Regions from separate parts of the Mus musculus genome. Here all the other regions are linked to region 4. Evidence: chromatin loops called from intact Hi-C (ENCODE). Cell type or tissue: left cerebral cortex. All regions are shown on one strand. Region 1 overlaps Ift27 (intraflagellar transport 27). Region 2 overlaps Cacng2 (calcium channel, voltage-dependent, gamma subunit 2). Region 3 overlaps Cacng2 (calcium channel, voltage-dependent, gamma subunit 2). Region 4 overlaps Cacng2 (calcium channel, voltage-dependent, gamma subunit 2).

Region 1 (2,500 bases), 55 kb before region 4:
CTTGAGCGAAGTACAAGCATGGACTTGTCAGGGGTCAGCGTTGCTGGTCCCACTCACTCTGATGTCAGGAAGATGGGGTGGCGCATCTGAGAGCATTAACTTAGAGATTCCCCGGAAGTAAGATGTTTATTATTGTTGACTGTCAGGGAAATAGCCTGCACAGTGCCCAGAGTGTGGATGAGTATTATATAGATATATACAGAGTGATCTGGTGGTGCTCACACTCGTGGGCTTGCCTTGAGCCAGTCTGAACATTCGGAAGCCTATATGCTTAGCTTGTAGTCTGGTTGACAGCTGAGCACATGTGTCTACCGAGGCGACACTGCAGCCAGTGTCATGTGGGGGTATTTCATTTAACCCTTTTGCCACAGCGCCCCCAGGTAGCTTCTGTGATGTGACCTGATGTGACCGAAGCCCTGAGTGGTGTTGCCATGGGTGAACCCCCAGTGGAAGTCGTACACCCCATTCCCAGATTCGCCTGACTTCTGCCTGTGGGTCAGGAGTGTTGGCTACTTCTTATTGTGACAACTTACTGGACCGGAAGTTGGGAGTTTATTGTGCTCACGGGTCCAGAGGACTGCCCATCATGGTGAGGAAGGCATGGTGGCAAGACTGGGAGGCAGGCTGGCCACGTTAAGTCAACAGTCAGGAAATGGAGCATGAGCCTTGGCTCTCAGCTCTCTTTCTCCCTTTTATTCAGTCAGGGGCTCCAGCCTGTAGAGTGGTGCCACTCACCTTTGGGGGCGGGCCTTCCCGCCTTAATCTAAACTAGAACACTTCTTACAGGCATGTCCAGAGGCTTGTCTCTTCCGTGATTCTTCTTTGTAATCCAAAGATTAGCAGGGGTGTCTTTTGATCTTTATTCTACCGAGTAAGAAGGGGGGGCAGGGAATGGAGGGGAACGGTACCCGTGATGACTTTTCTAATTTGAAAATGAAAGCGTCATGCATAGACATGAGTGACAGGTTGTCACTCAGACCCTAGTGCAGCAGAAGGAAGCCAGGCTCTGCAGAGAATCTGTAGTTCTCAGGGTGCCAGGGGAGGCAGTGTGGTGTAACAAAAGCAGCCAGTCCTTGCCCAGCTCTGTTGCTTTGGACAGTGTTCAGCTTCTGCATGGGTAAGTTGGGGACATTTATTATTTTTTTTTAAAGTTAAATTTCGTTTTAAGTGGGCGGTCCTGCCTGCTGTTCTCTTCCTTAGCTGGTTAGCTCTCGAGGAGCTCCTGTGGTGAGCCCCTCTGCTTAGACTTGCTGTATGCTGGCCCTTGTCACTCCCTCACAGTCTTCTGGCCAAATGCTCAAAGCTACCAGCCAGTTCTCATGTAAGATGAGGCAAGCAAGGCCCAGAGCAATGAAGACCCTGATCCACAGGCTACAGCTTCTGGCTAACTAAAAAACCACCTCCAGGCTCTTTTCCCTTAGGAGTATCCAGGGACCACCAGACCCCAATGGAACCACATTCAGATTCCTAATCTCCACACCTCCCTTAAGTGCACATGCGCACGCGCGCGAGGGCACACACACACACACCCTTCCTCTTCCCCTGGCTTTTTCTTTTCACTCCTTGTAGGCTCACATAATCACCGGTCCACACATATAGTCACTCAGCAGATGTTTATTGAGCATCTAATACATTGAGTCACCATGCAAGCTGCAGTCGCCCCACGCCCCCACCAGGAAGAGCCCAGAAGTGCAAGTGTGTGACTCATGGGCCCTTTGTGTACTGTATGAGCCTTTGCTGAGTGCCTCAGACACAGCTGCGGCTTCTTTGGCTTGAGAGGCAGAGAGAGGGAGCACCATTGACAGGCAACTGTGTTTCATTTATTGAACCAACAGCCAGGTGCACCAACACGGCACACACTGGTTCATTAACTCTGGCAACATTCTGTAGTGGGTCCTTCACAAAAGCTGTTGGCCTAACTTACAGATGTAGCAAAGTGGCCACAGAGCACTGAGGCCTTAAGTGGCACAGAGAGAAAGGACAGGATTTGGAGCTGGATTAGAAAGAGGATTGCGTGTGTGTGTGTGTGTGTGTGTGTGTGTGTGTGTGTGTGTGTGTGTGTGTGTGTGTGTGTGTGTGTTGCGGGGGGCTGGGGGAGGTCCAAGGAAGAAAGAGCAAGCACGCCTGTCCAGACTTTCTTTTTCTTTCTTTTTTTCTTTCTTTCTTTCTTTTTTTTTGGGGGGGGGGGGTTCGAGACAGGGTTTCAAACCAGTATAGCCCTGGCTGTCCTGGAACTCACTTTGTAGACCAGGCTGGCCTCGAACTCAGAAATCCACCTGCCTCTGCCTCCCGAGTGCTGGGATTATCTATAAGGGACAGCTGGGGACCGTTGGAGTGGTCACCTAGGAGTTGATGGAAGAGCTACGGATGCATGCTGTGGGAGAATGAGAGGACTCACCGCCGGTCTGTTCTATGACTGCCTCTCTGGTGAGGCTGAGCTGGGCGTGGGAGTCACAGAAAGTTAAAGACAGAATCAGTTTGTGACCGTGAGAGACTGGAG
Region 2 (2,500 bases), 72 kb after region 4:
CTTGGCCCTGTCATCTTTCGGTCCAGCTCTAGTCTCACTGGTCTCAAGCCTGCTGCTTTCAAGCATTGCTCAGCAGAATAGAGTTGCTCTTAGGTGGCAACGTACCAGTGTGTGATGTCAACTGTATTGCTTCTTCTCTATGTGGCCCTGGCCACGTTTTGTAAGCTCTCTGAGCCTCAGTTTCCTTGTCTGTAGCACAAGGAAGAGGGTAGATAGCCTGCTTGTGGGGTGACACCGGGGTCAATGGACACACACAGATCGCCATGAATTCATTAACCACTTAGGGGCTTTTAGTTTACTCTGCAGCCATCTCTCCTTTTTCCTCTGGCTGAGATCAAGGCTGAGTGCTCCTTCTTTGTACCCACGGACTCTTCATTAGGTGATTTTACTGCTTGGATAAAGTGGTGTCTTTAAATGCCAGAGCCAGAGTCTTTGGTGGAAAGGGCTGGTAAGCCAGATTTTGAAAGCAAACCATTGAACAGACTAGAAGCAAACATGACTCAGCTCCTGTGAACGTGCGCCCCTGGCTTGCCTCTGCAAAGCACAAAGACCTTCCATAAATAGTGTCTTCACTGAGACAGCGTGTAAAGCACCGATGAGACCCAACAGTTCCATCCTGAACCCACATTCCAGCCACTAAAAAACTAGGCGGGTGGAGGTGGGGAGAAAGAGGAGAGACAGGAGAGGGCACAAGTGCTTAGGAGTCTATGGGAGACCACGGAAGTTGAGAAAGGGGAGGGGAGAGGTGGGGAGAGGAAGGAAAAGGGAGGGGAAGGGGTGGGGAGTGAAGGAGAGAGGAAAAGAGAAAGGGATGGAGAGAGGAAAGGAAGGAAAAGGGAAGACAGAAAAAAGGAAGATGAAAGGGGGGAGGAGAGGTTGGCTGGAGGGAAAGAGGGGGGAAAGAAAGAAGAGAGAGAGAGAGAGAGCAGGCGCGTGAGTTAGTCAGCAATGAATTAGGTCACTGGTGTCCTGCTTGGCCAGAGCTACAGATCTTGGGTCCAGCAGAAGCATCTCTTTGGAGACTGCCGCAGACCAGCATCAGCAACAGGGCTGGGGTTGGCGCTCCCTGTTAGCCTGGAGCTGACACAAAGCCGCAAGGTACTGTGCACAGCTCGGGCTAGCCAGCTGGGCTGCTGTTCCCGTGCTGCCTGCACCTTTAAATTCCCAAGCAGCATACCCTGCTGCTGTGAGCACTTGTTCTCATTTCTCCCTTTCTTTTTTTTTTCCAAGAGAATGACTAGAGATAGAAAACCCATATAGTCAAATTACTGTCGGAAGGTTTTACTTAAAAAGAAAAAAAATTAGCTGCAGTTAAAGATAAACATGGTTTCTCTGAATCTGAGCTCTCTCATCAAATCAGACAAGACCTAGTCCCGTTCCTTTTTAAAGATTCCAATGAGCATCTACCACCAGTGATCATCTGACGTGTTACCCTGTGCAGAGCTGAGCCGCCCACGGCACTGCCAGGAGCTGGTTCATTCAGAAGGACATTGCTCTCAGCGTCAGAGTGCGTAAAGTCTGTCCAGACCCTAGACTCTGACTGAGGGAAGGAGTCAGTGCCCCACCCCAAAAACACCCTGCCCTCCAGAGGGGCAGACTGAAAAGCAGCCTCAACACAGACTAGGTTCTCCTATGACAGAGCCCACAAAGGGTGCACCCTCATGTCCTCATTTAAAATGTGATCCAGAATGGGGGTGGAGCTTCCCCCAGAGTCACACAGCAAGTGAGTGGGAGAGCCAGAATGAGTTCTTAGATTCCCTATCCAGAGATCTTTGCTCTGTGTCGAGAATGGATTCGAGGGTCTGGGAAGATGGTGTAGCAATTGAGAGCATCTGTACTTTCCAATCCTCACAGACATGGTGGCTCACACAATCCCAGTCTAGTGTGCTTGGTGACCTCCAGTCCAGTGAAAGACCCTGTCTCAAAGAAAAATGGTGGTAATGCCTGAGAAATGACACACAAGGCTGACCTCTGACCCCTCCACACACATGTGTACACACAATGTCAGACATGAGCTTGAGTTTTGAAATTCACTGCTGACCTGTTCCTGAGCAGGTGCCAAGCCCGGTGGCACTGTGAGATTCCTTGTACTGCATCCCAGAACCCTAGCAGGGACCCTCGGCTTAGTCAAGCCACTGCTGCCTCCCGAGTACCATGCTCTCTGGGGTGGGGTTTCTGAATGGCTTCCCAGCCATCTTAAGGGGAGCTGGTAAACTGTTTCCAAAGCCCCAGCAGGACTGGCCAGATGAAGAGATGGCTGGGAACCAAAGTAGAGAGGTGAGGAGAGGCAGTTCCTAGTGGCCTTCCCTGCAGGCCCTTTACTCAGCCTCCAGCTGCATGGCTGAGGGCCAGAAGCTAGCCTTACCTGTAGAAAGGAGTGTCGTTCCTCATCCCTCCCATGGGTTTACTATGGGGCCTGGAAGATTCGTGGATGAAGGAGCGCACCTGAAACACACAGATAACAGGGTTGTCACAGTGGGGGATCTTGACGTTTAAGGCA
Region 3 (2,500 bases), 58 kb after region 4:
TTTCCAGAGTGGTTGTACAAGCTTGCAATCCCACCAACAATGCCCATCTCTTCTTAAGGACCTAACCAATCCCCACGGTGGGTCTCAGCTTTGTACATCTGTACTAGGAGTCGGGAGATGCTGAGCAAATAGCAGATTTAAGAAACCCTGCCAGCTCCTACCCCACACGATGGGGGAGAGATGCTCCCAGACCTCCATTAGTCCCCATCTGGGGGGGGGGTCTCTGGAAACTTATGTAGAAGTGGCAAAGATGGAGGCAGGGATGGAGGGTAGGAAAGAAGAGCGGATAGAGGAGGGTATGGTCACCTGGACATAAACAGAAGAAAAAAGACTTCATGTGTCCTCAAGGAGGAGGAGGAACAGAAGGCTACACACAGGTGCGCTAGGCTCAGGGCCACCATAGGTCCTGCCTTGTTCTTGCTCTGACCCACCTCAACCACCTGCCTCAGTCGTACCTAGTACCTACTCGGTTGCAGGAGCTGGTGACACCCCCTCCCCTGTCTCAGTAGACTTGTGCCCCACCAACTTGAGCACTAACATTCTGCAGGAACCTCTGCAGCCCCTTCTCTAAGGTGCACCCTGCCTGTAGAAGCTTTCCCACTCAGGGAACTACAGGTTGGCCAAGTAAGATGGAAACTGAGGCCTTTTAATGAGAATGGCCCCATAGTTAGTTCCCAGTCTGTGATACTACATGGGGAAGGATTAGGAAGTGTTGCCTCATTGAAAGAAATGTGTCACTAGAGGTGGGCTTTTGGTTTCAAAGGCCCAATCTGCGGCCTCTCCCTCTCCCTCTCCCTCTCCCTCTCCCTCTCCCTCTCCCTCTCCCTCTCCCTCTCCCTCTCCCTCTCCCTCTCCCTCTCCCTCTCCCTCTCCCCCTCTCTCTCCCTCTCTCTCCCTCTCTCTCCCTCTCTCTCCCTCTCTCTCCTTCTTTCTCTCCCTCTCTCTGTCTCTCTCGCTTCCTCCTCTTTCCTCCCCTCCCTCCTTCCCTCTCTCTTTCTCTCTCATTCCCTCACTTCCCCATCTCTTTCTCTCTCTCCCTTCCTCCCTCCCTTCCTACCTCCTTACCCCCTTCTCTCCCTCCCTGCCCCCTCTCTCTCCTACCATTTTTCCACCATTAATGTCATGGACGCACCCTTTGAAACTGTAAGCAACCCCTCCCCCCCCCCCCCCCCCGCCAGTTGAATGCTTTCTTCTATAAGCTGCCTTGGTCATGGTGTCTCTTCAGATATCACCATTTTCTCATTCTACTAATGAGATGACCAGATAAGTAAAGTGACTGGCCCACTGTCACACAGCTCTATAACAAGGTCCACAGACCAAACTTGGAAGACCTGAGTGGGAGATGGAAACTAGGGCTCTTGACCTTCGGTGTCTCCCTATCTGCTGTATCCATCCGGAGCTGCTGGTGGGCTGGCACGTTTTCCTCAGCCACTTTTACATCTTCAACACCCAGTTGGTGCTTAGTAAATATTGATGGAAATGACTCAGGGGTGAATAAATGGAAAACTGCATTAGGAGAAACTGGATTCTATAAATACACTCGTGGGCACCACACTGCCACAATCCCGAGGAACCAAGGATTCATTCAACAAACTTCTCAAATGCTCATTGAAAGTCTGTCATGTGCCATGCAGGGGGTGGGGAGCAGGAGGTGCCACGCTAGTCCCTAACCTTGAGGGGCTCTAGAGAAGACCAAATGCAAACAGGGGTGAGGCTGCAAAGAAAAAGACAGCAGGAAACAATAAAAAAAAATTACTGGCAGGGGCTGGGGGGCAGACCCCAGAGGCTCAGCGCATGCTCAGCATGTGCAAAGGCCTGGAATCCACTCCCGGCACCAAAGGAGGAGGGAGAGGAGGAGGGAGAGGAGGAGGGAGAGGAGAAGGGAGTGGAGGAGGGAGAGGAGGAGGAAGAGCAGGAGAGAGAGGAGGAGGGAGAGGAAGAGATGGTGCAAAGCAGGAGGGTGAGAGGAAGAGGTGGTGAGGATGAGGGAGAGGAAAATGATGAATCAGAGGAAGAAGAACAGGTGAAAAGGAGGAAACACAGGAACAGCCAGAGGAAAAGGTGAAAGAAGGGGAAGAAACGAGAGAGAAAAGGGGGCAGGAAGAGATGAAGATAGAATACGGACTTTGAGGGAAAAGGTATGATTGGAAAATGAGGTCCAGGGACATATGCATTTGTGTGTGTTTGTGTGTGTGTGTGTGTGTGTGTGTGTGTGTGTGTGTGTGCGCACGCGCGCATGTGTGTGCATATGTGTGCAAGTATGTCTGTGTGTGTGCCTGTGTGTATGTGTGTGTATGTGCATATGTGTGTGCGTGTGTGTGTGCAAGTATGTCTGTGTGTGTGTTCCTGTGTGTATGTGTGTGTATGTGTGCATGTGTGTGTGTGTCTGTGTGCCTCTGTGTGTGTGTCTGTGTGTGTCTGTGTGTGTGTGTGTGTGCGCGCACGCGCACATACTTGGGTGAATGTGTGTGCTTGTGCATGTGCCACAGCATGTGTGTGG
Region 4 (2,500 bases):
AAGACCAAAAGTGTCAGTGAGAATGAAACCAGCAAGAAGAACGAGGAAGTTATGACCCATTCCGGATTATGGAGAACCTGCTGCCTCGAAGGTATTTGATTTCCAACCTCCTCCCCCTTCCCACGCCGCCCCTCCCCTCCACACCCCCCCCCCCGCCTCCAAATAAGTCCCCTCCACATTCCACCATTTTCCCACTTCACTCCCTCCGCCGCTGCCGCTGCAGATCAAGGTTGACTGGGTTAGTTTCAGAGGAAAGAAAATCAATAAGCAGAACCCACACTCTCTACTCTTTGGCTTCCACCCCGTCCTCCCAAACCTCCTCATTGGAATGATCTATGGTATGGTGAAAACAGGAAATTGTCTGTAGAGTTCAGATGTGCTCTGGATGCTTTGGAGTCCTTAGGGTTTGCCTTTGGGTCTGGCTTTGCCACCTATGAGGAGGGAAAAATAATTGCTTCCCTGTGTGCTGCTCAGCCTTTTGCAATGAAGGATTCAGAAAAAAATGCTCTTCCTCTTCTCTCGCTCCTCAAAAGTTACAGGCCCAGCACCATCTGCAAGTCTCCCTTTAAAAAAAGAAATCTGTTGTTTCTAAGAATCCTTATTTGGTAGATTCTAATTATTCTAGGAGCTCAAGCCGAGTTCAAGAGCATTTCGTAATGTCTACGAGCCCCGCGTACCATTCGAGGTGGCTGGCTGTGTGTATGTGTGTGTTTTTAACGTTTACGAAGTCTAAAATGCATGTGTCTCTCACAGGAAACAAGCCCAAGTTCTAATCAACAGCGGTCACTTGCGGGTTAGACCGAGCGCTGATTTGCTTCCACGCAGAGTGACATGTCTGTCACCCAGAAGCAAGTCGAGTCAGCACTGTGCAGGCAGGAGGCGAGGGCATGGAGAGGTTGAGGGGTGGAATGGGAAAAAATGGGGTGGGGGTGTCAGCTGTTGGTCTTGATCTTGCAGAGTCATTGGGGCATGTGCGCCGCATGTGCTGTGGGCTGAGGGGCTCCCACAATGTAAAGGCCAGGACACTAGGACATGAGGAAGGCATGTGCTTTTGGGATACATTAATAAACACAAGAGGGGGGAACTCTGCAGGTCATACAAGCTGCATTTAGCCACAGACTTTAATATGAAGGAGTGAATTTGCATAGCTATATCTGTCTGTGTGCAAAAGCCACCTATAGGAAGACAGACAGAGAGACACATATGCCCCTGTATGGAAAGAGGCTTGTATGTGTTCCACTGATGTGAACCAAGCCTGGAGGCCCTTTGAGGTGGCATCGGGAAGTGAGCACTGCAGAACTGTTTGTTAAGCTCAACATGGGATGGTGCTGCAGGGAGTTGGGGCCAGCAGATGGGGGAGAGGGCAAAACTGATGTGATCCTGGGGGGTTGGGGGGTGTCTAACCTATACTAAGCCAAACACTGGTCTGGGAAAAGAGCTCCCATCACATGCCCCCTCCCGGTGTTCTTGGTGCAAACGGTTGAGTGATGGCTGAACATGTTTTGAATAGCTAAGTGACTTCATTGAGCGATGGTCTGTTTGACGCATACTGCATTTGATACCCTTTCTCAGTCCAAGCGCTGCCTTTAACATTCTGCAGAGGTGCTCTCTGCTGAACACTCCGTGCTCCTCCTCAGCCAGAGAGTCAATATCAGGAAATTAATAGGGACCGTTTTACACACACGCATTCTGCCTCTCTTAAAAAATGAAAAGCCTTTCATAGCGCCAGTCATTTTCAGTGAAAAGGCAGCTTCCATGTAATTAAACATTTATGGCAAGCTTTGATGCCGAAAGAGAAAGAAAGCAAAGGGAATGAGGGTTGCTTTGGGGACATGATCCTGGCAGCTGTTTGCATTCCTTGGATTTTGGTTAGAGGGATAAAAGATCTGCAGCCAAGAAAAATTAGAGAAAAATCTGTGTTTTTATTTTAGGGCAAATGTAGTCAGATATCAGTGACTTGGTATAAATATGCTTTCTAAATCGGGGATTTTTTTGTGTGTGTGACGGATCCTTAGTGTTGTGATCTTCTAAACATCTTGTAATTCGCAGTAGACACGACTGCGATGGCACTGGGTCACTTGTGCATCAAAAGGCTTAAGTATTTTCATTAGACGCCCATCTGTTCCAAGTCCGAAGCTACCCACCTCCTCTAACTTTCTCTCCGAGCTTTACTCTCTTCTGCCTCGATCAACTATAACGTGTTAGAATTGCAGCCGCCGCCCCCCCTCCCCCGCCTCCTAGGGTTGTGTGATGCTCACAGGAGCTGTGGGTTTGGCACTGTCCCCAGCGGCCACCCTGGGTGCCCAACCCAGGCACTTGCCTCCAGGCTGTGAGGGGAGGGCTAGATTAATAGTCTTTCCCACTAGGCTCAGACTGAAAGAGCTAATGAGCTCCAGGGCCCTGTCTGACCAGACCTTTCCATCTCTTACACCTTCCGCCTTGGGGTTCCGCAAACCTGGGACCACCTCACCTTGGCCACTTAGGAAGTGTCTGGTGCTGA

What was found. Peaks named below come from ENCODE experiments on the same cell type or tissue, not always from the same donor. Only the 100,000 strongest peaks of a DNase experiment are listed, where the experiment ranks them.
Region 1: a loop joins it to region 4, with 4 times the contacts of the local background. A loop is called at or near these places in 6 of 42 quality-filtered maps.
Region 2: a loop joins it to region 4, with 11 times the contacts of the local background. A loop is called at or near these places in 4 of 42 quality-filtered maps.
Region 3: it touches region 4 in a loop (2.5-fold over the local background); 4 of 42 quality-filtered maps call a loop at or near these places.

The regions. Positions count from the first base shown.
Region 1 is chr15:78,171,005-78,173,504 of GRCm38, reverse strand. All of the region lies in intron 1 of Ift27 (intraflagellar transport 27), which reads left to right. Among named protein-coding and RNA genes, the nearest start is that of Ift27, 1.8 kb to the left of the region's middle. In left cerebral cortex, CTCF peaks have their summits at 1,052 and 1,688; DNase peaks (open chromatin) are centred at 453, 1,122, 1,627 and 2,495; H3K4me3 peaks cover 545 bases; H3K27ac peaks cover 323 bases.
Region 2 is chr15:78,044,075-78,046,574 of GRCm38, reverse strand. All of the region lies in intron 1 of Cacng2 (calcium channel, voltage-dependent, gamma subunit 2), which reads left to right. Gm46520 (a long non-coding RNA gene) reads right to left here. Exons shown (of 4, transcript XR_003951457.1): 2 at 2,366-2,445. Among named protein-coding and RNA genes, the nearest start is that of Gm46520, 33 kb to the right of the region's middle. In left cerebral cortex, no CTCF peak of the experiment used is centred here; DNase peaks (open chromatin) are centred at 116, 524, 1,132 and 1,521; H3K4me3 peaks cover 770 bases; H3K27ac peaks cover 2,122 bases.
Region 3 is chr15:78,058,723-78,061,222 of GRCm38, reverse strand. All of the region lies in intron 1 of Cacng2 (calcium channel, voltage-dependent, gamma subunit 2), which reads left to right. Among named protein-coding and RNA genes, the nearest start is that of Gm46520, 48 kb to the right of the region's middle. In left cerebral cortex, no CTCF peak of the experiment used is centred here; a DNase peak (open chromatin) is centred at 1,501.
Region 4 is chr15:78,116,272-78,118,771 of GRCm38, reverse strand. It overlaps Cacng2 (calcium channel, voltage-dependent, gamma subunit 2), which reads left to right. Exons shown (of 4, transcript NM_007583.2): 1 at 1-91. Among named protein-coding and RNA genes, the nearest start is that of A730060N03Rik, 1.3 kb to the left of the region's middle. In left cerebral cortex, a CTCF peak has its summit at 1,168; DNase peaks (open chromatin) are centred at 769, 1,056, 1,160, 1,585 and 1 more place; H3K4me3 peaks cover 2,500 bases; H3K27ac peaks cover 2,060 bases.